3 separate regions of the Mus musculus genome follow, and all the other regions are linked to region 2. A link is a loop called in an ENCODE intact Hi-C map of the cell type or tissue named here. Cell type or tissue: gastrocnemius. All regions are shown on one strand. Links, peaks and the distances in the headings refer to the core of each region. The heading gives the core; the rest is flanking DNA.

The links. Peaks named below come from ENCODE experiments on the same cell type or tissue, not always from the same donor. Only the 100,000 strongest peaks of a DNase experiment are listed, where the experiment ranks them.
Region 1: a loop joins it to region 2, with 2.2 times the contacts of the local background. A loop is called at or near these places in 17 of 42 quality-filtered maps.
Region 3: it touches region 2 in a loop (2.9-fold over the local background); 2 of 42 quality-filtered maps call a loop at or near these places.

The regions. Positions count from the first base shown.
Region 1 is chr9:35,162,612-35,170,113 of GRCm38, forward strand. The region is part of intron 2 of Dcps (decapping enzyme, scavenger); the gene reads right to left. Among named protein-coding and RNA genes, the nearest start is that of Dcps, 9.6 kb to the right of the region's middle. In gastrocnemius, for the core only: a CTCF peak has its summit at 3,768 (motif pointing left); a DNase peak (open chromatin) is centred at 3,713; H3K27ac peaks cover 334 bases.
Region 2 is chr9:35,114,198-35,121,660 of GRCm38, forward strand. St3gal4 (ST3 beta-galactoside alpha-2,3-sialyltransferase 4) reads right to left here and starts at 2,667. Exons shown (of 11, transcript NM_009178.4): 1 at 2,501-2,667. 4930581F22Rik (RIKEN cDNA 4930581F22 gene) reads left to right here and starts at 2,531. Exons shown (of 6, transcript NR_029475.1): 1 at 2,531-2,643; 2 at 3,172-4,149. LOC115487216 (a long non-coding RNA gene) reads right to left here and starts at 5,347. Exons shown (of 3, transcript XR_003948311.1): 1 at 4,973-5,347; 2 at 4,806-4,893; 3 at 3,003-3,091. In gastrocnemius, for the core only: a CTCF peak has its summit at 2,559; DNase peaks (open chromatin) are centred at 2,706, 3,248 and 3,501; H3K4me3 peaks cover 3,378 bases; H3K27ac peaks cover 4,574 bases.
Region 3 is chr9:34,990,226-34,997,727 of GRCm38, forward strand. Kirrel3 (kirre like nephrin family adhesion molecule 3) reads left to right here. Exons shown (of 17, transcript NM_001190911.1): 5 at 710-867. The region is part of intron 3 of Kirrel3os (a long non-coding RNA gene); the gene reads right to left. Among named protein-coding and RNA genes, the nearest start is that of Kirrel3os, 14 kb to the right of the region's middle. In gastrocnemius, for the core only: no CTCF peak of the experiment used is centred there; DNase peaks (open chromatin) are centred at 3,800 and 5,865; H3K27ac peaks cover 3,625 bases.

The DNA.
Region 1 (7,502 bases), core at 1,343-6,342, 50 kb after region 2:
GAGGCAAAGGAGTTGATTCTTTCCTTTCTTCTCTCCCTCCTTCCATCCGTCCTTCCTTTCTTTTTCAGACAGGGTCTCCGTAACACTGGTCATGGTGTGGTTGCTTCTGAGAAGTGAGGTGGGAAGGGGGCACAGCAGTAGGGGTCCGTTCATGCCCATTATAAGCCTCCTGGTGCTATCTGATGATTATCTGATCAGGTAACTACACATCTGACTCTGACAAATGCCCGACCCTCCCACAGAGACTTTCTGCTGAACAGTTCAAGTTAAGAGCTATTTACTAATAAAGCCTGGCATTTTATCTCCATTCAACTTGAGACTCCATGATCTCATATGGTAAAGAAACCTTCTTAGGTAGGCAAGCCAGCCTTCTGATTCCCCACTTGTCGTTCAGAGAAACTAAGTCTCCACAATTCAGTGACGTTTTCTGGTTCGATGGCTGTAAGCCTACAGTATTTCTCATGTTAGATGACCATGGCATGCTGTGAGTGTTTTGGCTGAGACTTGTCTGGCAAGCCATTCCTTGCTGGCCACTGTTCATGTAACTTGTCCCTTGGCTCAGCTGCAGTGGGAGGGCTGCCGAGGACATCACGGCGGATAGGTTCAGAGGCTTGTGCCAGTCTGCGCTGGAGAGACACCAACAGACCCTGGTACTTGGGCTTCTTCCAATGGCTGGAGGACCTGCCACACTGCTCCACTCGATCAGGACTGGTATCATCTTGGGGTACCTTCCAAAATAGCATAGGGCTCCCTTATCCACAGGAGGTAAAATAATCTAGCCTGGTCGCTCCCCTGCCCCAGAGAAGAGGAGCCATGCAGAAACGAAAGCCTGATAATGTCCAAAATCTCGAAGACTGAAACTCAACACTTTCACTTTCAACAATAGTGACTTTAAAAAAAAAAAGCAAGAATGATGACAGAGCCATTCAAATGTGTGGGAAAATATTTTCATCCACCTAAAAAAGGGCCAGTTTTTCTTAACTATTAACTAGGAAACATATTCGTATCCATAAAAAGCAAGTCTCAGTCTCTCTCTCTCTCTCTCTCTGTGTGTGTGTGTGTGTGTGTCTGTGTGTGTGTGTGTGTGTATGTGTGTGTGTGTGTCTAGCATGTACCATGTAGGGACTAAAATAAAAAGGATATTCATAACGTAGAGTTTCCTGGCTCTTCCCCACCATTTTGATTTCAGGGTGTGTGTCTTTACTGTCTTCTCAGCATTGTTACGGACGCATGCATACCTAAGCACCATACTGTTTAGATCAGCCTGATCCTCAGAATCGCATCATGTGGACTTCTTGCCCCCACCTGATGACTTAGCCTCCACGAATACAGGCAGCTATAGTTCATTTCCATTGCCAGAGAGAGGTTGTCCACTTTGAGACTGTACCAGGCTATCCACCTTCTCTACTGCTACTTGACTAAGTCTCGTCTTTTCTATCACAAACAGCTCTGCCAGGGAAACTCTTCTGAGAATAGCTAATCTTTTAAAATGCTCCTCCCAAACAAATCCTTTCTCCTCTCTCCAGAGTTTTGAGTTTTGCCTCTGTAAAGAATACAAAGTAGAAAATCCTGGCCTGTGGCTAAAGTCCTGAGTGATTTAGGCAACCAAAAGAGTGATTCCCAAGATCTCATCCCTTGCTCCCTGTCTAGGCCTCTCACACAGAGCCTCCAGTCTCCTCCAGTAAACCTGAGACTCCACACCCTGCTTTATAACAGGTAAACAATCGGCCTTTTAGAAGGTCGCCTGTATTTCTGAGCCACACCTCTCACCACTATCTCCCCCTTCTTCTCTGAGTGAGAGGAAACATAGACCTCAAAGAAAGACTCCATTAATAGGGAGCCACAGCAGCAGGAGTAGCCAACATAGGCTCTGCCCTATCAGGATGACACACGAAGATCAACCATGTGAGATGCCAACAGACTGGCCCACAGGCTCTTCATGGTTACCACCTGCCATGGTCAGGGCCAGCCACATTTCCTATGTGATCTGTCAAGGATCAGATACTGGGGAAGCTGTAAAAACATTAAGAGATAACTTACTGTTACAGTCGTGATAGTGACACTCTTCAATCTGTACCATATGCCTGCTGCAGTGTTAAGAACTTTGTACACCTTACTTATCTCAGTGGGTTGGAACCCGTGGCATCACTTTAGGAGGTTAACCCAGTATTTCAAAAAGGAAACAAGACTTGAAATAAATACTGGTGATTCTATCATAAAGTTGTATTGTTTTGTGAAACTTCTGGTCCACTAATATTCATGTGCATTTATTTGTATGTATGAAACCATAAAATAAAATGTACCTCTCACTGAGGACAGAGACTAAAATCTGTTGTAAAAGACTTCCTTTTTATCTATTTCCTAATGGTCCCATTGAGATGTATTCAGTTACTAGCCCGGGTTAACAAAGGCAATTCTTTTTTTTTTTTTAGAACATTAGACTTTTTTTTTATGTCATTACCATAGGACAATTTTTTAAAAGATTTATTTATTTATTATATGTAAGTACACTGTAGCTGTCCTCAGATACTCCAGAAGAGGGCATCAAATTTCGTTACAGATGGTTGTGAGCCACCATGTGGTTGCTGGGATTTGAACTCGGGACCTTCGGAAGAGCAGTTGGAGCTCTTAACCACTGAGCCATCTCGCCAGCCCAACAAAGGCAATTCTTAAAGTCACTTCGTCCACTTCCTGTGCCCATGTTGCAGTCACTGCTCTCACCTGCACTTCCAGCATAAGAGCCTCTTTTCTGTTCCAGACTAGAACACCCATCCTTCTCGAGCTGGCTCCTTCTCAGTCATCAGGTCTCGCTCTGATTGTGTGTGGCCTTCATTTGCACAGCCCGGGCAGCTCTCTGCCCAGGGCCACTCAGACACTGTTCACTTGTTTGCTGTCTGTCTTCCCCTCAAAACCCAAAGACAATTGACACATGCTGTTTGGACTCACCTACTAGAACATCTGGATAGAGCAGAACTTCAAGTGTTAAGTGAACAAGAATGCCCTGGGCCTTTCCAATGGCCGATGTCAGAGCCAGGCCTCCACCCCCCAAGTCTGCCTGAACCCACATTTACTCCTTACCCTCAGTAAGCTGTGATATCCTATAACCAGGTCTAAGGCTAGAAAGGGAACCTCCATCCTGATGGATGCAGAGGGGCTGCTGTGGCTGTACAGAGGAACGATGCTATTAGGGATTAACTCTGGGACATGGCCTAAGCAAGCCTAGTTCCCAAGCCCATGCTCCCTCCTTGGGCCACTGGTGTAAGGAACCATGAGGGACTAACTCTAGGCTACTTACTTTGGTGAGCTGAGAATCTGGAGGGAAAAAAATGGGAGAGGAGACTGCATACTCTCAGGTTTGCATAAGAGGAAAACATCACCAGTCATGGAAGAAATACCAAAAGAAATCCATCAAACATGATTGATGCTGAGTCCAGGACAGCAGCCTGCTTAGAAAAGGCTGAGAAGAGCCAGGGATCAGCAAAACAAAAACAAACAAACAGAAAAAAAAGATACAACAGTGTATTGGGCACAGAGGACTAAAGTTGCAGGAATTTCACTTTAAGGTCCATGGGATAGGCCACAGTGAGCTGTAATTCAGAAGCTGAGAACAGAGAAGCATGGGGGACTGGGGGGGGGGGGTGGTCAGGGCAGGGGTGGAGGCAGGGGCGGGCGTCACACAGGCTCTAGGTAGGTCCTGACTAGGATGCCTGGTGCTGGAGAGCTAATAGTCAGAATACTTTGGTAACACTGACACCTTGTGGCTATGGAATGCCTGTCCCAAAGGGAAAAAAAAAAAAGGAATCTGTGGATACTTCAGTTATTCTCCTTGTACTGCTGAAATATGCTAAAATTTATGTCAGTGCTAATAATAATTTTGGCAAGCCCTTATAGTAAACATGCCTTCTAATGTTCATTTTTCTGTAAATAAGTCAAGCCTCTGGGTAATGGGCAACCTGACTTTGTAACTTCAAGTTGCTGGACTCCCAGCTGCCTTAACCAAAGGTCAGTCAAACAGCCAGGCAACGCTGACCACTTTAAATGTTCCAGGGGATGGCATGAAGAAACTATACAACAATTACAGCTAATTGTCTGGTTCCTGATGGGCAGCCCCAGCTAGCTTTGGCTATTTCAAATAGTTTATGACTAGATTTTTTTTTTCTATTACATTGCTGAACTCTAGAGGACTTGGCAATCATTTACCCACAGGCCAGAGGCCACAGGTCACTAATTCTAATGACCTAGCAAAAGGACTACTTGTGCATGTGAAGTGTGCTGTGATTTTTTTTTCCCCCAATTCCCTCTCTGGCTGTGAGCAGTACTCAGTTCACTCAAGTAAACTGAGAAATGATTGCCAGCTCCTGAAGGTGCAGCTCCAGCCACAACCGGTTCAAACAGTTTGTATCCGAGTTCCTGCCATCACAACCCTCAGTAGGCTGTGATATTCTGTAACCAGGTCTATTCGGGCTAGAGAGAACAATTATCCTGATGGATGCTGAGGGGCTGCTGTGACTGGTACAGGAGGAACAATGCCTCAATTCATGGGGACACAAACGTTCATTTGCATGATCCCCTCCTTGGCTCTATAAGCAGATAGGCTAGGAGACATTCTTCTGCCCAATTATTCCCAACAAATGTCCTCTCGTAAGTGGTCTTTTCTTGCCTACTTTTGTTAATGGAGCAGAGATGGAAACACAAAGAAAAAGCAACAGGCACAGCACAGTGGCCAGGGTGGCAGCAGCCAGACAGTTCACGAGTGGACAGAGCAAAGGAGGGGGAGAGAAGCGAGAAGAGAGACGGGGACTGGAGAGGCAACTCAGTGGTTAACAACACTGGCTGCTCCTCTACAGGATTAGGGTTTGTTCCCAGCTCCCACGTGATCCCTACAACTATCTGTAATTCCAGTTCCAAGAAATCTAATGTCCTCTGCTGGCCTCCAAAGGCACTGACCACACATGGTACTTAGACACACATGCAAACAAACACCCACATATGTAAAATACAAATTTTTTTTTTTTTAAGAAGGGAGAAGACAAGAAGGGGCAGAGGTGAAAAGGGATAAAAGACTAATAAGGAGACAGATAGGAGGAACTACGGGCTCTGTTCGCTAGAAGAGCTCCTGGAAACCATGAACTCATTAAAATCAACATTATCAGACACCCTAAGACAAAAGCTGCAACACTGGCTAGTATCAAATGCTATGGAATACTGACTTACACAAGAACTCTAACACTCTGAGCTAAGGGTCTTGATATCTGAGGCCTGAACAAGGACTGGATGGAACACTGTGTCTGCATGCTTGAATGCCTGCCGGCTGCATGGTTGCTACCACAACTGTCAAGCACTGGGAGATAGACAAGCTGTCAAAGACCAGCACATGAAGAGCTTCTCCTTAACCGCCTATGACGTGATTGCCTGTCTTCCTACATGTAGTAAAGGGGATTACACCTAGGGCCTCAGACCCGTGCAAGCACTCCACTGTTAAGCCACAACCTTAGTGTTCTTTCACTTTTTATTTTCAGACAGCATCTCACTAAATTGTTCAGGCCAGTCCTGAACTCCCTCTATGGCCCACACATTTGAGCCTTTTGCTTCACCTTTCCAGGAGCTAGGACTACAGGCCTATGCCCAAAGCTGAACTCTTATCCAAAGTTTCCATTCAGGTAGGAGGACCCACAGCATTTGTCTCTCTGTCTCTTCACAATAACTCACAGCCCTCTTGCCCTGCCCTAAACATGCCTAAGGTCAGAGATAGCATCTTACTGGACTCTGAAGCAACGGTACTTAGCACTGAGGCCAGCACACCAAAATAATCATAGTAACTACTACTAAATAGATGCTGACTGCTTCTGAATAATGCACAAATATATTCTTGAATTTCACCTATGCAGTACCTATGAGAACTTCAAATGCAAACCACAAATTTATTTCAATACCAGCTGAAGGTTTTTGGAAAGGCCAAGAATGAGAAATAATGGCAGGCATCCCCAGCAAACAGTGTCTTTTAAAGACTAATATCTTTCTAACTATAATGTCCATATGACTTGTACGGAAGTCCAGCTAGCACAAGGGCTGAGTTCTGTAGTCTGCAATAGAGTCTGGAATTCTGTGCCTGAGAAGCACCTAGGTGGTGCTCACAGTACCACTCCACAGACCACATTCTGAATGGCAAAAACCTGGAAAACAGACTGGGAAGCGATGACCAGCGGGTTCTATTTGACTTACCACCTGAGTGAACACCCAGCAAGCTGGAAGTGATACATTCATTATTAGAGGTGTGGAGAAAGAAAAACAAAGAGGAGGAAACCACTCATGCCTCACAAAGCCTAGGATATTTACTTTGGTTCTTTATAGAATGAATCTGCCAACTTATTATTTATAAAGTCACCCATGGGCAGGATAAATAAGTCAATAAGGGAGAAGCACAGTTCAGGCCCTGAATCCAACTGTTGTGACTTCCAAATCTCCATGCTAGGACTAGATAGGGAAGGCAAGCCCACAAAACAAAGTCCATCTGCTAAGGAGACAGGGAGAGAAGAGCTCCCATCCCAGGTAGGTTTGGGTGATCATGGGGAAAGGGTTATGGAGACACGTGGGACTGGGTCAGGAGGAGCCCTCACCAACTGCCACTTTCAATACTCATCTTGTGCAGTGTCGCAGAAGTACTGTGGTGGGGTGGAGGGTAGGGGGTGGGAGGAAGACTTTGTGAATGCACCAGGGGTGATCTCAGCACAGGACCTTGTGGGCTCTGGCTAGGGATGGGGATGTCAGTGGAAGAGCTGGGAGGAGACAAGTGGAATGACAGTAAGCAATGGCCTAGGTGGCTTTAGGTCAGGTAGTTCTGGCTACAGTGCCTTCTGTCATGCTGCTGCCCCGCGTCAAAGAATACATTTGCTTAAAGGTCAACACTTAAGAAAATAAATGCAGCTGTCCATTTCCATCAACTTAAGCCAAAAAATCTGGCTATCTTTCAGAGAAAAGGAGGCTCTTGTGCTGTCTGCTCTGAAAGGTTTGCTTGTCTTATATCAAGTGATCACATGCATTTTCAAAGAATAACAATAGCCCTCAGTTATAGAGCTGTAGAAAATACTATTGAAAATGACACTGGGACAGGATATCTGGGAAGCTGACTTGTTCTTAAACGCTGAGGGGCAAATTACAACACACCATGTGTCCAAAGCATTTTAGAACTTCCTGGATGGGAACCATGAAGGTCAACCCATATCCCTCATATACTGCCTACAAGATCTTGACATATCATGTCTTTCTTGAGGCACAGAATGATTACCTTTTTGGTAAATTAAAAAATGCTTTCAAGGCTAGAGAGACGGTTCCGTATTTAAGCAATGGCTGCTCTTCCAGAGACTCAAGTTCAATTCCTAGCTCCAATATAGCAGCTCCTAAGTCTCTGTAACTCAAGTCCCAGGAGACCTAACACTCTCTTCTGGCTTCTGTGGGCACTGCACACACACAGTGTACAGACATATATGCACACACCCATACAC
Region 2 (7,463 bases), core at 1-5,000:
TCAATTGCTGTATTAATACAATGAATATAATTGTCTTGTATTATCTGTCGCGGTGTCCTCCCTCCAACGTGGTGTAAACCTTGAACCAGGACAACAAGGGTTCTTACTTCCTTGGGCAGCCTTGGGGCAGGTACTCTGAGGAGAGAACAGAGGCCTGGTGTAGCCTGCAGAGCCAGGGCAGATGCCAGTCCAGTGGAGTAACTGCAGACTGGCCAGGCCTCAAGATGGAGCTAAGAAGTGGGACTGACCTCTGTTCCTCCAGACCCAGGGAAAAAAGGAGGTCCTTCCCAGGATTTCTGATGATTCCAGAAAGGGACTGATTCTTAGTTTTACCCAGAAAACAAAATCCTATGACACTAAAACAACTGACAGGGTAGAGGGGCCAGGGTGCTTTTGTGGGTGAGTCACTGGTTCAGGGCAGGGAGCAAGAGAGGGAACAGAAGAGAGCCTAGAAGGCACTGGGGGCTTCCTCACCCTGAGCCTCCTAGTGGAATGGGGGCTTCCTCTCTCTGAGCAGCAACCCACTCTTAAGCTAAATAGTCCCTTCTGTTTAAAGCCTAAGCAGGCAACTCTAAAAGAAAAAGTGTATCAGTGTCTTGCCTGTGTGTATTGTACTTATGTGCACCACGTGCATGCCTGAGCCTGTGGCAACCAGAAGAGGGGGTCAGATCCCCTGGAACTGGAATTAGTCACTATATGGGTACTTGGGAATTGAGCCTGAGTCCCCTGTAAAACCACTCAGTGCTCTTAACCATCTTAGATAGCAAGGTAGTGCTCTATCTTGGAGAGATATAATCCCAGAATAACCTTGGAGAATAACTCCAGAAGGGGCTTATTAAGACAGGGTCTCATGTAGCTCAGGTTGGCCTCAAACTCCACATAGAACAGAAGATGACCTGGATGATCTACAGTCAAAATGCTGGCATAACATTTCCAGAGTGCTGGGATTATAAATAGGTACCACCACAATATGTTTAGGCAATGTTAAGAGATCAAGTTTAAAGAGTTTATGACAGGTAAACACTTTACCAACTGCATTCCTTGTGTCGTTGTCCGTCCTCCCCCCCCCCCGCCGCCCCCCCCCCCAGTACTGGGATTGTAGGCAGCTCCGTCTGTCACTGAACCACACCCCCAGTCCCTAATTTACTTTTATGACTTCTGCCTGCATACCTCTCTTTATCTCCATCATCACCTTGAAATCTTTGGGGACTGGCCCAACTCCTGGCTTGCTGTAGTGGGGCTGGGGGATCGGATGTGTTGAGGAGGGTGAAATGAGTGGGAGGTGAGGCCCAGGGTTCAGTAAGCAGCCAAAGATGCCTTCCCCTATGCAACAGGACAGGCCATAGGGGATGCTCAGAGTAGGGCAGAGGCAGAATAAGTTTGAGGAAGCCGAGCGGTGTCAGTTTTCTCAAAGGATGTTTGCAGACCAACTCCCAACAGAACAAAACATGTCCAGTTATTTCTGAGGCCCTAAGTGACTGGCACCTCCTAGGTAGCACTCTAGGGGTGCCTGGGAAAGTAAGGTTATGGATGGTGTTTCACTAGCAAACTCACAACATTCCCTCTGTACCCCTGATACTTACACATATCAATTCGTTTACAACCCCCTGGGTAGAGAGGCCTGGAGGGGCCAAGTGGGATCTGTAGCACTGACCCTGCCCTGTGGTATTGGTGTGTGCCCCTTGTGAGAGACAACTATCACTGTGGTACTATTCAAACCCAGACTAGCCTTTTAAGCCTGACCGGGGGGAGGGGGGGGGGAGGATCTAGCCTAGAGGACAGAGAACAGAGTAGATCAGACTCATAAACCAGAAAGTCTACCCCTCGGTCTGGGAGGAATGGCAGTGGTACAAGACACGTTGGCATCTCGGGGCTGCCCATAGGTCTCAGCCAGCAAGGGTCTCAGAGAGGCACCTAGAACAGACATAGACAAGGGTTCTGCCCCAGCTCTAGGTTAACTTCTCAGTCTTATCCTAGGCCTTCTCACTGCCCATTACCCAGGCAACTTTGAAGCACAGTTGGCCCAAAGACCCCCCCTAATCCCTGGACACAGCCACCCTGCAATTTGGCAAGCCCACCTTTGGGCTTTGCCTCAGCGACCTTGCAACTCCAGCACACAGGCAGACCCTGCAAAACTTGTCACCTCTAGCAAAGCCAGCCCACACGTCCTGACTTCGGAGGATGCTAGAGGTGATAGTCACCCATTCAGCTAGGACGCAAGAGCGACAGGGTTGGGGGTTAGAAACTTTCCGGAGGATTGTCCTGCTCACTCACTCCTAGAGAGCGAGACAAGTCAGGCTTCCCGCGAAAATCTAGTCCAAGCAAGGGACCCAGCTCCCCAGGGCTGTGGCCACCCTACACCAACCCCGTGCAGCGTGGCGTCCACGTGCGGGGCCCCCCGACCACCTCTCCGAGCCGTGGCGGGAGGCTGCAGCCTCGCAGCCCCGTCACTCCCCGCCCTCCGCCGCGGGGCCCCAGAGCCCGGCTGCCGCGTACTCACCCTCGCGGGTGGAGCGGGGCGGGGCGAGGTAAATCCGCGCGCAGCTCCGATCCGTTAGGCGCCCCGACTGGCGGGGCAGCACTGGCGCAGTGGCTCCGCTCGGCCCGGTCCCTGTCCCGGGAGCGGGGCCGGCCTGGGAGCGGGCAAGTCCGCCTGAAGGGGAGGCGGGGGCCAGGGCTTGGGCGGGGGGCGGGGGGCGGGGAAGGGGCCGGACACGCTTGCGCACACGGTCGGGAAGCCGACAGCCGCGAACGCCGCGCTGGAGGGAGGGCGCACCGAGAGAGGGAGGGCGCGGAGAAAGGAGGGAGCTAAGAAGGGAGGGAGGGCATCGAGGAGGGAGGGCGCGCCGAAGGAGGGAGGACGCAGAGAAAGGAGGGAGTAAGGAGGGAGGGAGGGCGCAGAGGAAGGAGGGCGAGGGTGTGAGGCCGCGGGGAGACTGGGGTTGGCCTGGAGGCCTCCCTGGCCTGGAGAGAGACGGCCGGGGTGCGGGAGGCTGGATCGGGTGAGGGCAAACCCAGGGCAAGCGCTGCCTGTGAATGGCTCCAAGATGAGTATGCCCAACGTTGCCTCTAGCACTGATCCCACGCTCTCCTGGAAACAATAACCAAGAAAGGCTTCTTTGCTGTCCCCGCGCGGTTAAAAAAAAAAAAAGTATCCTTTTCTCTCTACAGAAACTCAAGAACAGGAATAGAAGTCCATCCTTCCAATATCCTCCCATGCCCTCATGGCAGTCAGGTGACCTAAATTGACGAGCCTTTTCTCTGCCCCAGGCCGGCCTATGCGCCCCAAACTGCTCCCTTAGCTCTTCCTCCTTTGCATACCCTCTCTTAGCCTTGGATAACTTCTCAGTTTCCGTTCTTGCTGAAGGCGCCAGGCATCCTGTCTCCAGAGGAAACCCCTTCAAGCCTTTAACCCTGATGCCGTGGGCTCTAGAATTGCCTGGACTGCAAACAGTGCAGAAACCACCCTGCAGGACTGTCCATTTCAGGAGTCAGCACAGTGTTACCCAGTTCCTAGCTTGAGCACCCTGGGGCTACAAGGAAAGTATTAGATCCAGTCCCCCTTCCCCCGGAAGCTTGCTATCTAGTTGCAGAGAAGGGGTGGCGGGTGTTGTGCTGGACTCCCATCAAGAAACAGGCGGCACAGGATGTGACTAAGTGTAAGTAAGATGTGAATAACTGACAGTAAGTGCCCAGGGTTTTAACGGAGTTTAAAGTCATCGTCAGGGGAAGCTGGAGGTCTCATGTGTTGGGACTCTCCAATTCACAACAAAACGAAGAGGTGGCCTCCAGCTTCTTCCATTCCGGCTGTTTCCATCTGAATTATACCTTGCATAGGTGGAAGCTCTTTGGCAGCTCACCAAAACCTAGTTTTATTTGAATGGTACCTTTGGCCTGACAGTCACCTAGTCACTCAACAAATATTTATTACATTTCATGTCCTGGTCTGGAGCTAAGCTGGGAATAGACAATACAATGACTATGTCTCTGTGTTTGGCAAGGGAAAAAGAAGAAGGCAAAAGAAAAACTGCTCGGGGAGAAAGAACAACTGAAATATGTCTGGCAAGTTGATTCAAGAAACAGTTGCCCGGCCTCCAAACCTGGATAAGTCTTCACCAAACTAGGTACAAAGACAAGTTCTTGCTAAAGGTAAAAATCCTTCTACCATAAAATTGAGCTTAAGAATCAGCTTTTTTTTTCTTCTTTCTTTTGAGCCTAGAGACTTGAGTCCTAATCCTGCTTCTGCCACTAAATAGCTTTCCTTTTCTTAATGGGGGGGAAAAAAAAGATCAGTGGAAATAACTGAGCTTATTCAAAGAGCATTATTAGTATTGAATGAGACAATGGAGGGGAACTTGTCCTGAAATCACCATATGATATATATGTGCTCAATAAACATGCAGACAAATGCCTTTTAAACATATAACATGCATGCACTCAGAAGCACAGCGTCAAGCCTATCCTAGCCCCCATCATCCACTTTATCTTACTATGTGTTTATGACTTGTCTCTTGCACTTTCTTCTTCCTCCACCAGCACCCCTTAGGGGAAAAAAAAAATCCCACTAAGTAACCCAGGCTGACCTAGAACTTGTGATCCTCCTGCCTCACCCTTCTGAGAACCAAGATTACACAGTTTCTTAACAGTACAGACAGAAGCTGAACCAGCAACTTAGAATCCCCTGTATCTCTGAGGAAGAGAAGGAAGCGATTCTAACATAAGGACTTCTTTCATCCTAGACTTCTGGGTTCTAGGTTCTTGCCAATCCCACTGCACCCCTTGACAGGACACTACAAGTTGCTTACCATGAGTCAGGGATGTAACAAGCTGGGCTTTGGCCTTAAGGGACTATTCCTTTCCGAGGTTAGCTGTGATGAGGTGAGCCAAGACAACCTTCAGAATAACAGCAGTAAGTCTTACTCGGCTGGCAAGCAAACCGCTTCCATCCCCATCCTTTTGCCTCCTCTTTTACCTGTCCTGTTCTCCTAGGTAGATGTGGCAAACACCTGACTCCTGGGACAACCACTGGAACCTCAAACAGAGGGAGGAGACGGGGTGTGGGAGGAGGCAGGTGCATCTGGGCCAGGAGGCTCCTGCTGGCCAGGCAGCTAGCTACCTGACAAATATGCCTCCTCCCAGACATCTGGCTCCTGTCCCTCACATGTGCCACGTTCACATCCTGGAGGAAGGGACAGCAAGATGCCATTTGAGGAAGAAATAAACCCAATCCAGCATCTCAGGCGCTTTTAAAAATAGCGACCCCGGGATGGTGTTTCATCTCCTATTTTTATCAGATTTATAAGGCTGGACCATGGCGTTGAGCTGTTCTCAGGGATCTCAATAGCAGGAGACAGCTCTATTGTAGAGTGAAAAACCTGCCAGGAGGCCAAAGCTAAAATGCACTCCCAGGCCCTTTAGGTTGGAAGAAATCCCAAGCATGTAGCTCCTGCCTTTCTTTACAGCCAAAATCGACTAACCACAGTTTGTAGCTTTTTTTTCCCTTAAAATCTAAGCTGGGTATAGTAGAACATGGCTACAATGCCAGTACTCAGAAGGCCAAGGCAGGAAGATCATCGGGAGTACTAGGCCAATCTTATAGAGACTGTCTCAAAAACACCCGGGCACGGTGGTATAACACTTAATACCATTGAGGATACTGCTGTCATGATCTAATCACTTCCCAAGGGCCGTGCGTTTATACTGTCCCCTGAGGTGTTAGAATATTAACATACAGAGGCTATAGCAAGTATCTAGTCCCCAATTCTTTCCTTTTAGATCCCTCTCATGGCAGAAAAATAGCTAAAATTTACTAAGTAATAGTACTATGCTTAAAAATCTTTTTTTTTTTAAATTATGTGTATAGATGTTTTGCCTGCACATATGTCTGTGTACCATGTAAGTGCCTGGGGCCTGTGTGTGGAAGTCAGAAGAGGGCATGTGATCCCCTGGAACTGGAGTTACAGATACTGTGAGCTGCCATGTGGGTGCTGGGAATCAAACTGAGGTCCTCTGGAAGGGCAGCCAGGACTCCTAACGCACTGAGCCATCTCCCCAGCCCCTTAGCAAATCCCCACAGACCCCTCTGGAGTAAGCATGGTTCTCATCCTTATTTTACAAACAGAATAGAAGTTGCTCCAGTGTAGACTTGTTTATGGTGCGGTTTTATGCTGGAGCCATCAGACTACTTTGCCTCCCAAAGACAAACAGACTAGAGGAACAAACTGGAGGAACAGAACATTCATCACCCATTAGTTGGAGAGAGAGCCCAGTTGGTAGTTTTTTAATCCAGGGAACTCATGTTCCACAGGGACCTGTGGAATATGGTGCCACACATTTGTAATCCCAGCACTGGAGAGGCAAAGAGTTACTAGTGAGGATAAATTATTAAGACCTGCCCTCTTCCTCGCTCCTCAATTCTCTCTCGAGGAAGAACGCTGGAATGTAACTCAGTGGCAGACTACTTGCCTAGCAGGCATGCAGCCATGGGGGTTCAATCCTTTGGGCTGTCAAAAGGGAAATCTATAGTGTTATAGTATTATTGTGTTACAGTATTAGTATCGAATGACAGATTCAGATATAGATATTTTGGGCTAGAAAGATGGCTCAGCAATTAAGAACACTCACTGTTGAAGGACAGTTGAGGACTCCCGGTTCAATGCCTGACGTTCACACGGTGGCTCACAACTCTATGTAACTACGGTTCCAGGGGAGTTGATATCCCTATTGGCCTCTATGGTCACTGCACATACATGGTACACAGACATACATGCAGGAAAGACACCCATCTATAGTAAATACAAAATTTTAAAGGTATATATGAAAAATATTTTAATTACAGGTTTTTTTTCTTGACACTGCCTAATAAAGCAGAGTAACAAGTATTTACATTGCACATTGTAAGTAATCTAGAGGTGACTGCATAAAGGATTTGTATTGATAATATTATACCCCCTGCGATACTTGAACATCCAGAGTTTGGGCCTGGGGCTGGTGTGTCCTGTAATCAATATGGCAGGCACACCAAGGTAAAGACTATTCAAGTGTTCTGGATAAGGGACTATCACAAGAGAAATATTTTCAAATTGTTTCTCATCTTAGAGCTCTTTATTCAACAGAGACATGCAAAAGGGAGCTTGAATATATTCTTTCTCTTGGCTTTGTGCCAACAGCTTTGCTCCCCGAGAGGGCTGTGGAGTACCCAGCAAAGCTGAGGAACCCCAGCAGCCATGTGTCCTTTTGCTTCTCATCTCCAGCCAGGCCCTAGAGGCTAAAAGCCATTTATGAAGGTGTCCCTAATTTATCTGGGAAGGGTGGTATCTGCCATTGCCCCAGCATGCATGGGAGGATCTCATTGCCAGAGCAGGGCTGGCATTTGCAGTTGCTCAGGGAGGGCCGAGCACAATGCACTCTGCTCAGGAAGCTCGTCCCAGGAGACAGACAGGACACTGTGCTCTGCAGTGACA
Region 3 (7,502 bases), core at 1,343-6,342, 120 kb before region 2:
AGGGCAGAGATCAGAAAAGGCAAGGAATGCAAATTCTAAAGATCCAAAGACCTGTTCTGTCACCTGTCATCTGTGATGGAGGGGGCCTCAAGGGCCAGCCCCAGTTCTGCCATGCATTCACCATGTGACCTTGAGCAAGTCTCTTGGTGAGCCTCTGTTTCCAGGTCTTTGTAATTGGGTTAAAAATACTGTCTTCCCTGCAAAACTGTTGTGAGAGATGCAACAAAGCTTGGCAAAAAGAAAAAAGTGTTGGGACTGGATTGATGGTTCGGTTATTAAGAGCAGGTACTGTTCTTCCAAGAACTAGAATGTGGTACCCAGTACAAACATCAGGTGGCTCACAAAAGCCTGTGACTCCAGCTCTAGGGGATCCAGTGCCTCTGACCTCAGAGCACTGGCACTTATGTGCAGGCACATGCATATGCACAAGTAAGAATACATTCTTTAAAAACTATACAAATAAATGGTACTTGAGTTGCAAAGCACTGCTTCCAGGCCTGTGAAGCAGGCTAGGGATACCTGCCAGTCATGACATGTTTATTCCTGACATGACAAGATGAAGAACAAAACATCCTTTCATGAATGTTCCTATCACCCTAATACAGAGGGTGATGTTCCTTATCAAAGTACAGCAGTTATTGCCCATTATCCTCTGCCATGTCAAACAGAAGCCTGCCCCAACTTAACCTCTCTCCTCCTCTCCTCACAGTGCCACCAGATGACCCCATCATCCTAGGGGGGCCTGTGATCAGCCTTCGGGCAGGGGACCCCCTCAACCTCACCTGCCACGCAGACAATGCCAAGCCTGCGGCTTCCATCATCTGGCTACGTAAAGGAGAGGTCATCAATGGAGCCACCTACTCCAAGGTGAGCCTGAGGGAGAGAATGGGGGTGCAGGATGGAGAGTGAAACTAAAGATAAGGGGAGACAAGGGTGGTGGTTTCAGGTGCATAGGGACAAGCTCTGCCTCTCTTCTTGTGGAAGTGCTTCTGTTGTTGCTTCACTCCCCCTGTGTGTGCTTGTTTGCTTGCTTGTTGCTTGCTTGCTTGTTGCTTGCTTGCTTGTTTGTTTCATTGCTCACTTTAGTCCTCAGGCCGTTTCTTCCACTACCCTCCCCTTCCCAACCGCCCCATCCTATTCCCCAACTAGAATAACTAGAGGTGAAAACCCTAGAACAAGGTATTTCAGAAGAGGAGACGAGCCAGAAGCAGCCAGGCTAGGATTGCCACAACTAATTCGTGATCCTATGAATAACTGCCTAAATGCCCTGTCTGCCACAAAACCTCCTTAATTGAATTAAGTCTCAAGAGAGTAAAGATAGAGCCTTTGGAAGGTGGTTATGTCATGAGGGCGTCTACATGAATGAAATTAGTGTCCTTTTAAAAGAGGCCTAAGCACCAAACCCAGACACCATTGCATATGCCAGCAAGATTTTGCTGAAAGGACCCTGATATAGCTGTCTCCTGTGATGCTATGCCAGTGCCTGGCAAATACAGAAGTGGATGCTCACAGTCATCTATAGGATGGAACACAGGGCCCCCAATGGAGGAGCTAGAGAAAGCATCCAAGGAACTGAAGGGGTCTGCAACCCTATAGGTGGAACAACAATATGAACTACCCAGTACCCCCAGAGCTCGTGTCTCTAGCTGCATATGTAGCAGAAGATGGCCTAGTCGGTCATCATTGGAAAAAGAGGCCCCTTGGTCTTGCAAACTTTATATGCCCTAGTACAGGGGAACACCAGGCCCAAGAAGTAGGAGTGGGTGGGTAGGGGAGCAGGACAGGGGGTGGGTATAGGGAACTTTTGGGATAGCATTTGAAATGTAAATAAAGAAAATATCTAATAAAAAATCTATTTGGAAAAAAATTTTAAATAAAATAAAAGAGGCCTAAGAAAGTCCCCTGTCCTTTTCACCATGTGAAGATGGAAGAGGACAGCCACTAACAAAAAGGCATCTGACCCTTGCCATACACTGGGTCAGTCTGCCCTGGTCTTGGGCTTCTTACCCTCAGGGACTATGAAAAAAAAAAAAATGAACTTCTGTGGTTGTGTTAAACAGCCTGGATGAATCAAGACTTGCTTCAGAAAATACAGAAAGTTAATGTTCCTGCCAAGTGTTGCACGGACCACGTACATGCTAACAAATTGTGCATTGTTCATCTGAAGTTCAAGGTTAATAGGTCATCCTGTGTTTTGATTTGCTAAATCCAGCCTGTTTTCCACTGCCGCTTGCTGAGATGTCTGGACAGAGACGAGGAAGGGCTAAATCTAAGCTTTGTACCTTGAAGTGCTTGCCTATAAGGCTGCTTTTCCTTAGCTCACACAGTAGCACCCTGAACTGGCCCCTGCTGTACCCCATTGCTTTGGTTTTTGTTTTTACATGTTTTGACAGCTTGCAGACTAATGGATCTTGGGATGTGAAGGCAGCCAGGTTAACTAGTTCTCCAAAAGAGTTAACAACTTACTATTTACTTTTCAGCTCATCTGGAATCCACAACCTATGCTTCCCTTTTTTCTCTGCCTTGTAGTCCAGAGCAGGATCCTCAGGACCAGCAACCAAAAATATCAGATCTCTCTACAGCCCAGAGCCCACCAAAGCTCATCAAGCTATCCATCCCTAAACCTGTGCAGCCCCTACCCTGCCTCATCCACCCCTTTCCCCACAAACCACAGCAAAGGTTCATCGCACACTCTCTGCTCCACTCCCAGTGGCCTGGTGTGGCATGGCTTACCATGTCCCCTCCTCTTGTGAACTGTGAATTACTACTATGGTCGTGGCTTCTACATGTGTTCATGAATACAGCCAGAAATAACCAGTGCCACATACCTCCCCAGACGACTTTTATGTCATTCCAGGTGTAGTTTACGTTCTGCTGAGACTTCCAGATGAAGGAAACCTTGGAAGTCCATTGGCCCTTTTTATCTAGGGACAGAAAACTGGGATCTTGAAGGGTGGTGCCTGGACTCAGTTGACTTCTAGCAAACTTAGAAAACCTAGGTTTTCATCTTTTGGGGGGGGGGCTCTCCCAGACAGGCTCAGATCCCTAAGGTCCCCCAAACACCACCAGATGCTATATCAGGATGCCAGGAAAAGCAGCCTCCTGGCTCTGCAGTTGGGCCATAACCTTCCAGGACCCTGACTTGGGGCCCTCAGTTTTAGAGGGTGACAAGGTACATGCTTGTTCTTTAGTTCTGATCCCCAGCTGGCTCCTCCCCATAGGTCCTTAACAGAAGAAATGTCTTTTCCATCAGCAGAGGATGTGAATAAAAGGCCATTCCTATTCTAAGGATGGTTCTGTCCCATCTCAAGTTGGCTCTGCTGCCAAAGGCCACAGATCAAAGCTTGGCGTTACCACCCAGATCCTGGGGCCAGATTCCCAAACAAATGGCTTCTCTTGGGCCTGAATCAACCCCAGGAACAATGCTTTCTCTTGGGAGATAAGTCTGCTGCTCACATCCTGGGTGGAGCCTCACTGTGAGGATGTCAAGAAAGGCCAAGGTCATCCAAGAGAGACTGGGAAGGAGTAGGGTGTTTCTACATTGGAGGTGCCTGTCCCGGGTCTTTCTGAAGATAGTCCAGCCTGACCCTCCCAGGATACAGAAGAGAAGAGGATACACCTCATCTAGTGAAGACGGGGTCAGGATCACCCTATGAGACCTATTCCAGGGTAGCATACTCAAAAGGCCACTCTCTCCCACACAAGGAAGACAGCTCAGCCAGCCTGGCACATTGCCTTTCTGGAAAGGAGACTGTGTGCCTTTCCTTGCCCAGTTCCACCCTTATTTGGACTGTCACAAGGAGAATGGCATCTGGGCCAGCTGCCAGACCCTGAAGGGCCATGCCAGGCCCGGTTCTCTGTAATACTAGGCAACTGATTTCCTGGGCTCAGTTTCCTCCTCTGAACATGAAAGAGCTGGAAGAAACACTCAGGAAGTGCTCCAGCTGTGACAGGCTGCAAACCCATGGACTGCACCTATCTTAATAGGAGGAGCAGCCTGGCCCAGGAGAACGATAGGACCCAAGCTGAGGGGCTGTCTGAGACTGACCCCCACTCCCCATCTCCTTCCAGGAGTTCAGTTCAGCCAGGCAGTTTCTTCTCCAGAACTGCAAAGACAAGGGTCATAAGCTAAATAGGACTTCTGACTTACTTACAAAGACAGAGTAGCTGGGACTACACAGTACACACACACACAACCACTCAGACAGGGTCCACAGGAAAGTCTCCAGAACTGGCAGCTTGGGATCTAAGGTCTTCAGGATTTGTCACATTGTGGTAGTTAAGCACACTGATACTGAAGCTGGGTGGCCTAAATTTGATTCCAGGCTCCACCACCCTCTAGCTATGGGATCTGAACTTAAATTGTCTGTGACCTCGTCTGTATGCTAGGAACATAGTTAGCACCCAGGTCCAAAGATGGCTGGGGCCATGAGCAAGAAACCTGTGTGGCAGGCTGAGCCTGCAGTAAATACAGCTGTTGGGACCATCATGGGTCCTCTGGGTCCTCACACCTGGCCACCTGCATTTTCTGGATGCTGTGGTAGTATCCAAACACAGTAGTCCACAGGGTCCTGCAGGCTGGCCTTCCAGCAAGTCATAATGTTGGCTCAATCTCTCCATCTCAATCTCCCCCAATGAGAAATGGGATTGATAACACCTGTTAGGGCTACCGCAGGACTCAAAAGAAGCCACACAGCAAAGTTCCTTGCAGAGCTGGTGAGATGACCTTGCATTTGCTGTCGAGCCTGACTACCTTAGCTCCTTCCCCAGGATAGAAAGAGAGAATTAATACCCACAAGTTGTCCTCTGACTCCCACATGCACACTATGACATGTGTGTGCACACACACAATACATAAACACACAAACAAATAAACAAATGTAAATAAAATAGATATCCTGTCCTGGGAATCCTGGGGGGCATCTGGTATTCTCCCTTGTTCCTCCTGTGCTTGACACAAGAATGGGTGTCACAGGGCATGCATCTGAAATGTCAGCAAATCTGCAACTCCAGGGAGGGAGGAACTGGTGATAGGAATGGGCTTAGCCCCAAGGTCAACCTTCCCTGGGGCACTCTTCCCAACCCTTCTGCAGCTTCCCGGGGGAGGGCGACTGACCTACTAAGGGCCAGAGATGCAGCCTTAACACAAACACACACACACACACACACACACCACTCACACCACTTCTTTGTTTTCTCCACCTCAAGCTCCCTACCTACTCAAGGGGCTGTCAACCTGCCACCCCCTTGTCCCTACTGGGCATATGCTAAGGTGAGTTCCAGAGACCTTGCCCAGGAAAGCAATGCTAGCTCACACGCCCCAGGCCCTCACGCTCTGTGGTATACTCTGACTACTCCAGTCACTCCATCACTTTGCATCCGATTTGTCAAATTTAGGGAGCCCGGAATCTCAACCCTATTCTATGTTATGTGATAGCCACCTGTGCTCACCTTATCTATGAAAGACATCTCTTCTAGCCCTAGGGCAGAAGGCTGAAGGCGTGGTCTCATGCAAATGACACAACAAAGACCCGTGTTATCCACAAATTCCTATTCAGCCCAAATAACAACATGGACCCCTCAAATGTCTATAAAAGGGGAAGCAGAGAGATGATTTAAAAAAAAAAAAAAAAGACAGCAGGTGGGGGAGGTGAGTGGGGAGGGAGAAGAGAAAAGGCCTTGTTGCCAGGCAATCAGGCCTGCTCAAGGCCTCTCCAGGCTGTTTGCATATCAATGAGCAGCCCGTATTTAGTACCAGAGTTGGGGCACCCACACATCCTGCCTTGCCTTCAGGCTGCCCATCTCTGAGGGCTCAGTCTGGCTTTCCACTGTGTACCAGACGCCCTGGGAGGGTTGGAAAGATCTGCCACCCACACTGGGCAGCAGCCCCGAGTGCACTCAGCCCCCACAGTGCAGCCTCACAGACCAGTGCTGAGAAAGCAGAGCGGTAAATGCCTCAGTGACCTCAGGAACGCATCGAATCATTGGCGTTGGGCACACAAACAGGAAGCTACACCAGAGCCAGTTCTGTTCAGAGGGGCACCGAAAGCCTCAGATAGTTTCTCAGAAACCCGTGAGAAAGTTCCTTCGATGCAGTGAGTGGGCCCATGAACACCCACAAACAGAAGTGGGCATGCGCATGCGCGCAGGAGAGAGGTAGAAATCCACTCTTGGAGAACTGAGCTCCAATACAAACTTGACCACTTGATGCTGTCAATGCAAAAACCACGGGTTTTATCTTAAAGGGAACAAGAGAGAGTTTATTTTTGGAGCCATTTTGAACAACCATGGCCCAGGAACATGGATTTAGGTTACTTACTCCAAGTTAAGTGTTCTAACGTGATGGACGCTTCATGACGTTTTTTAGAGTTTTACGGAACAAAGAAAGTCATAAGTCAAGCCAGGTTTAAAATATATTTGTGGGTACACCAGAGAGGCGGGTACAGAGAGATGGGGAAAGCTTCGCTATAGGCTCAAGATGCTACCTTGAACCTTGGGGTTGGTGGAAGCTAGTGGTGTGCTAATTTAATAGATTCCAAAAAAAAAAGAAGAAGAAGAAGAAGAAGAAGAAAAAGTATCTATTAGTCACAGGTTATTAGTTCTTCACACAGAGGGGCAAGGAATGGTTGTTCCAGAGGACTAAAACAAGCCCAAGATCAGCAATTAGCATCTGGACCTGCAATCTTCCAGTTTCTCCTTCTTACTGAAGTTCTAATTAGTTTATCAGTCTCTGCAGACACAGCTGGTTTTCAGGATTTTTGTTCACAGTGCCTATATAGTGTATATATGCCCAGCGCCTGACCCCTATCTATCCCAACATGGGCTGGATCACTGTAGATCCTCAGGGGTTGCCATCAAAACCACATGGATAAGCTTAGGGGACTGGTAGGCTGGAGTCTGATGCCACAATAGCACCCACCACCTCCAAGGAGGTAGTGAGTCAAGGAACTGTGGCACCATTATAATCTTGTCCCCCACCCTAACCACAGAGCTGATTTGTATGCTGGGGAAAGACTCAGTGCCTGAGGTGTGTCCCCAGAGACAAACTCGGTGAGAAGAGAGGAGAGAGGTGAAGGGTATAGGGATGAGAGATGAGAGAGTCGGGAAAGCAGGTCTCTGATGGAATCAGCAAATGATAAAATGTCCCACTTGGAAGACACCTTCAAGGCCACCAAGTCTCAAGGCCTCATTTGCATATGAGAAAAGTGATGGAGGAGACTTACAAAAGAAGAACAAAGCAAGAGATTCAAAACAGAAGAAATTCAAAACAGAATGAGGGAAGAGGACCGGTCCACTCGCCACTCAAAAGACAATACGCGGATAGTCTGTGGGAAGGAGTCACATGTAACCAAGGGTCAGCCCTGAAGAGCTGGAGGAGCCTCAGACACTGTCTTAAGGACATGGGTACATGAAAGAGCTTCTTTTATAGAGACAGAAAGGAGATACAGTGGGATAATGGGCACTGAGCAGGGACCAGCCTGGACATCCTGGATCTTTAGTCA